2 separate regions of the Homo sapiens genome follow, and region 1 is linked to region 2. The links are chromatin loops, found by intact Hi-C in ENCODE. Cell type or tissue: heart right ventricle. All regions are shown on one strand. Links, peaks and the distances in the headings refer to the core of each region. The heading gives the core; the rest is flanking DNA. Region 1 holds the start of GUCA2B (guanylate cyclase activator 2B). Region 2 overlaps P3H1 (prolyl 3-hydroxylase 1).

Region 1 (2,908 bases), core at 211-2,710, 600 kb before region 2:
GTCTGTGGCCAAGTTGGTTGTGATGGATGGTGGGTCATTTAGAAAGAGATTAGGAGGAGGTGGGTTTGACAAATAAACTTGAGTCATGTTAGGCAGATAGGGAAGTCATACCTGGTTCCCAGGGAAGACTGACACATGACGGGCCCTGGCTGGAGGAGCCACAGGGCGAGGAAAGGACAGACACCATGGCCAAGGGGCCCCCAGACCCTACCGCTATGTCCCATTGATGTGGGGGTCAAGGGAGATGAGCTTCCTCTCGTGGAAAGACCATAGATTTAGGTATCAAGCAGCCTCATAACAACCTCAAACACTGGAGACGTCACATTATTTTTACAAATGAGAAACTGAGATCACAGAGGTCGTCGCTTGTCCAAGGTCCTACAGTTGATCAGACCCAAGTATGGACATTCCAGCCCAGCATTGAGTTCAGCCTGTGCATGTCAGAAAGCAGCACTGGTCCTGCTATAGATTGAGAGATGGGGCTTGTCATGGGAGTTACATAAGGAGAGGCAGGGAAACCCCCCTTCATGACGCATCCCCCATAAGCCAGGCACATGCTGGGGAAATGGTTGGTTTTAGGGAGAGTCACAGGCTCTCCTGGGACAGGTATCGTTCAGTTTTTCCTTACAACAACCACTATGAGGTCTTTTTAAAAATTATTATTACTATTTTCTCTACTTTACTGATGAAGAAGCGGAGGCTCAGAGAAGCTAAGTAATGTACCAAAGATCACACAGCTGGTAAGTGCTGTCATTCGGGTTTGAACCCAGCTCTCCTCATCTCTAAGTCCTCAGTTCCTTTTTCTATAACACCACAGGCTGAGCAAAGGCAAGAATTCCAGGTAGAAAATCTGCTTACCCCTCTTGCTCCCACAGTGACAACAAACATGGTGCTTCATTGGGCCTCAGGTTACTCATCTGTAAAATGGGAATAACCATTATGCCTATCCTTTAGGATTCAATGGGATTACGACTATAACATAGCTTTGTGCACAGTATTCAAGAAATGAGAGCTATTATTCCCAGATGGTTGTTTTCATTTTACAGATTAGAGGGCATGTAAGATTCCCTTCATTTCCATAGACTCTAAAGAGCAAAGGCTGAAGTCTGGATTCAAAGCAATACATAAGAAATTCCAAAGTTCACTTGAGCTTCTTCTTCATTTCAGTCTGAGATAAGAAAAAGGAAGATGGCATTTCAGGCAGGTGGAATGAGTAGGCAAAGACATGAGATGGGATTAGACCTGTGCAAATAGGGTTGGTATGGGGAAGCACGATGACATCAGATTTTAGCCACTTTTGGGAGTGGCATCTTAAATGCCAAGGTGAGCTATCAGGGCTTCAATCCAACGTTCAGGCTCAATGTCAGGGGAGCCTGCCACATGCCAGAGTCTGTGCCTGGCAGAGCTGAGCCCTGGCACACGCACTGTTTACAGCTGCCTGGTATGGCAGTGGTGATATCACCCTTAGAGACTTTGCCCTCTTCTCTCTGACCCAACCTTCAACCACTGGGGCAGTAGGTTATGCATTGCCTAGAAGGCAACTGTAAGATTCAGGGGCTGCTATGGATGCATTACCCAGGAGATAAGGGCAACCTCAGGTGGGCCGGGGCCCTCACAGCAACCTTACGAGAGGGGTTGTATCATGCCCATTTGATGGAAGAGAAAACTAAGATTCCATTAGAATTGATGTGACGTATCCTAAATCACACAGCTGCAGCAGGACTAGGATTTGAATGCGGGTCAATCTGCCTCCAACACTACTGCCTTTTCCTCCATGCTGGATTAGGCTATTGGCTTCTGAAAGCACAGACAGGTGAGATGGGTCAAACATGGCCTGAAGCACCCAGGCACAGGTGGGAGATGGCAAGCAGAGGCAGGTTCAAAACGTGGGGCCAGGACTGGTCTGAAAGATAGTCGTTAAATAGCACTGAGGAGAGGGAGTGAGAGAGATGTGGGTCTTGGGGGAGTGGGGTCTTGAGAACCCTGAAATCAGCAGTGTCTGCCCACTTTGCCCTGGACCAGCCTCTCTGTCTGTATCCTTCCCCCAGAGAAAGGACCATGGGCTGACCTGGGCCAAGGACACCTGGCTGGAGCCCCTTCTCTGACATTAACTAGCTCCGTGACCTGGGGAAAGCCACCCTCCCTCCTGAGCCTCACTTTTCCTGTCTGTAAAATGGCCTCCCCGTCATCACACCCACACAGGTGTCTTGAGGAGTGAATGATGGTGTGCTCCAAGGCCCCCATGGAGAGCCCGGCACATGGCAGGCACTCGGTGTTCAAGCACTGTGTTCCCATAGACTCTGGGCTCCTGCCCTCCTCGCCCCCAACCCCCTTCCTAGGAACCAGCCCCGGCTTGTCAGAGAGCCAGCTAGCTGTCAACCCCACCCCAGCTGGCCAGTTAATGAGTGACCAGGACTCCTGAGCCTGACCTATAAGGAGGTGCTAGGCAGGGACACAGATGGGAGACGGTGGACAGCGGCAGGGGGAACCCAGGGAGCGCGATGGGCTGCAGGGCTGCATCAGGGCTCCTGCCAGGAGTGGCCGTGGTCCTCCTGCTGCTGCTGCAGAGCACACAGTCAGTCTACATCCAGGTGAGTCCCTTGGCCAGCGTTCCCTTTGCCTGAAGGGCCCCATGGTGGGAGGCTAGGCTGGAGAGGGTGTACTGGGAATTCAGAGGGGCACCGGGGGAGCACGGGGCCCGGGGCTCAGCCCAACACCCATCACAGCCCAGAGACCAAGGCAGCTGGTGGGTGGGGGCAGCCAGATGTTGATGGCAGTGATGATGGCAATGACAACACCAAACTGATTCAGCGCTGCTCCCCTCAAAGGCCCGTGCTGGTCACAGAGGTCAGGGTGTGGAACAGAAGGCTCCTCCTTGCATGGGAGGAGGCCAGAAAGGGAAGGAGAC
Region 2 (2,908 bases), core at 23-2,522:
TGCCTGGCACAAGCAACAGTACCTCTGAGGTACTGGAATAACCAGGCTTTCCTTAAGGGAAAAAGCCCTGCTCCTCCCCCATCCCAACCCCCATTAGTCTCTAGGACAGATAATCTGATGATTCTCAAAAGTGGAAATATTCTTCAAAGAAGGAGAATTCCTTCTTGACTTCTACAGGAGTCCACAAAGCAGGAAAAGGAATCAGGCATTAGGCAACTGACATGTTATTCATTTGATCTTTTATAGCCACATCTGAGGTTGATACTAGTATGCTCATTCTACAGAGGAAGCATCTGAGGCACAGAGGAGATGTACCACTGTCTAAGGTGACACTACAGGACATGGGAGAGCAGCGACCTACAGTCAAACCCAGGTCTTCTGTTATCTTTTTCTTTTTTTTCATAGCAGAATGTGCATTTGGACAGATAAAGCCGGGTCTTTACAGTCCTAAAGCCCATGTGCTTTCTGCTCTGCCACCTGCCTCCTCTCAGACCCTAACCAGACCACACCCCTCCCTGAGGATAAGCAGCTAAAGGGGAGGGCCTGGCACTCTGGGCTTCCCACATGGACTCCCAGGCAAGGCTTACCCAGGGCAGGGAAACTGAGTACTTTCCGGGGTCACATCTTTCCCTAGGTGCCCTGCTAATCTCCAAGCAGCAGGAGGAGGAAGGAAGAGAAAAAGGAGACATCAGTTGAAATAAAACATGAGGCAGTTCAAGGAGGAATTAAAGGAGTCAATGAATCCTATGTCATCTACTATATTTACCTAAGAGGAAGAGAGACGTTTTCTCTTCAGGAGTTTACATTACTGGCTTCTGTCACCAAATGCTATGTTATCTCATTTAACCCTCTCCAATGACCCTATAAGGCTGCTATGAAGCAAACCCCACTTCCATCTTTATTCATTCGATGCTGATTTACTGAGTGTCAGCCATGTGTCTGGAGCTGTGCCTGCACTGGGTCCAAGCAGGGAACAGATTCCGGTCACCACTGACTGGCCACAAGCCACTGCACAAGTTACTTCATCTCTCAGATGCTAACAGTCCTCATCCCTAAAGTGGGAAGAAGAGTGCCAACCTTGCAGGGTGGCTGTGATGATTAAATGAGATGATGGATACAGCCCACCCCGCACAGAGCTTCGCCTGGACAGCGGCTCAACAAATGTTAGTTGCCTTCTTTCCAAAAGGGGACTTCTAGTTAAAAATGCTAGATTGGCCACGTGGGTTTATTTCCCCTCACTCCCCTCAGACTCCCCTTAATGGCCATAAGGAAGGCAGGGAAAAGGTATTAACCAAACAAGACAAAAGAGACCGGAAGTGCCATCTTAAAGCCAGATGGTCACCATCTAGTGGCTAAAGAGGACAACTACAATGACAACCCACACAGGAGGGGCAGCAAGAGGCTGTTTCTACTGGAGGCTCTCAGACTCCAGAGCTCGGAAGAAGAGCCTGGGTGTCTCCTTTCAGCGCAGCAGTCTTTGTGTTATACAGATATTTCTCCTGGTTTTGGAGAGAGACAGGGAAAATGCTGAAAGATGGGAGAGAACAAACAATGGCAGGAAGAAGAAGAGATGGGAAAGAAAATGGAGACAGAAAACAGGTGAGCAGAAAAAAAACAACCAGTATTAAGTGAAAAATGATAGCTCTTGGCCAAATAATATCGAGTGTCCAAGTTAGGGGTGCCAAGAGGGGAAAGAATATGCTCACCGCGCAGTTCTGCGGGACTCAGAGAATAGACTTCTGGGCCCAGATAACGCTAATTGAGGCTCCTGTGTACTCCCCACACTCCCTCCCTGTGCTCCCTTCTCCTCTGAATAACAAGCCGAGTGACTGAACTCACATCTGGCCCCAACACTGACATCTGGCCCCTGCCCTGCACGCACAGCGCCTACTCCCCTCTGCTACCCCACTCTTCCGCCCTCAGGTCTGAGTTCAGCTGGCAGCTGTCATAACAGAAGGAAGTCTCTCACCTCACGGGGGCCGATGGATCTGGTGTGTTCTTCTCCAAGCATAGCTGCATAATAGGCCAAATTTTGGTTCATCACCTCGTCATTGGGGAAGAAGAGAAGATAGGTCTTGGCACATTCAACAGCCTGTGTATAATTCCCAACTGCAAAGTGGAAAGAAGAATGGCTGAGAGGAAAGAGTCAAAAGGAAAGGATAAAATCCTAGCACCAGGGACCACTTAGTGTTCAGTCTCCACAAAGCTTGAGGCAATGGCAGCATGACAAGCTGGTGCCTGCTACTTAACATGATGGCCTGATTTCAGGGGCAGGAGTTAAGTAATACACATAGAATGTGTGATTAATTTTAAGGTGAGGTGGTCAATGTCCTCAGGGCTGCCTAACAATGAAACAGAAAAGAATCAGAATTCTCTGCATGCCCACATCTTTTAAGATTCACAAATAATTCCAATACTCCTTAATATTTTGCCTCAATACACTCAATCATTAGATCAATTTCCCTGTCTTCCTACCTTCTTTTTTCTATAGATTTTCAGAAGACAAGGAAGATTACAATAGCAGATTGTCTCTTTGGCAAAATAGTTCTTGTTGATATTTGTTAGTCATCTCAACTCAACTGTAAATATTGTACACTCATCAATATGTTTGTAATGCTTAGCACACAGTAGGGACTCTGCAAAGAGTTGGTTTTCTGGGTATTAATTGGCAGCCCCACAAAAGCATCAGTGCTATACCAGGGAGAGGGCTAGCAAATGTCCTCTGAGCTAGTTTAAACTGTGGCATACCCTTATTTTGCTATTAACTTTAATTCAAAAGCAAAAATAGATTACAAGTTATAGAAGGGACAAGAGATGAGGTCCTAAGTCTCCCTCCCCCAGCTTTTTGGGTTGCTGGTATTGGCTTCCTAGGCCAGTTGTTTATAACAAACTACCCAGGGATCACTTG

What was found. Hi-C counts contacts between places; a loop is a spot of excess contacts. Peaks named below come from ENCODE experiments on the same cell type or tissue, not always from the same donor. Only the 100,000 strongest peaks of a DNase experiment are listed, where the experiment ranks them.
Region 1: it touches region 2 in a loop (2.9-fold over the local background); 27 of 110 quality-filtered maps call a loop at or near these places.

The regions. Positions count from the first base shown.
Region 1 is chr1:42,150,950-42,153,857 of GRCh38, forward strand. It overlaps GUCA2B (guanylate cyclase activator 2B), which reads left to right and starts at 2,461. Exons shown (of 3, transcript NM_007102.3): 1 at 2,461-2,591. The coding sequence starts at 2,502. In heart right ventricle, for the core only: no CTCF peak of the experiment used is centred there; a DNase peak (open chromatin) is centred at 1,410.
Region 2 is chr1:42,755,814-42,758,721 of GRCh38, forward strand. P3H1 (prolyl 3-hydroxylase 1) reads right to left here. Exons shown (of 15, transcript NM_022356.4): 5 at 1,970-2,109. Among named protein-coding and RNA genes, the nearest start is that of P3H1, 9.8 kb to the right of the region's middle. In heart right ventricle, for the core only: CTCF peaks have their summits at 1,350 (motif pointing left) and 1,557; a DNase peak (open chromatin) is centred at 1,268.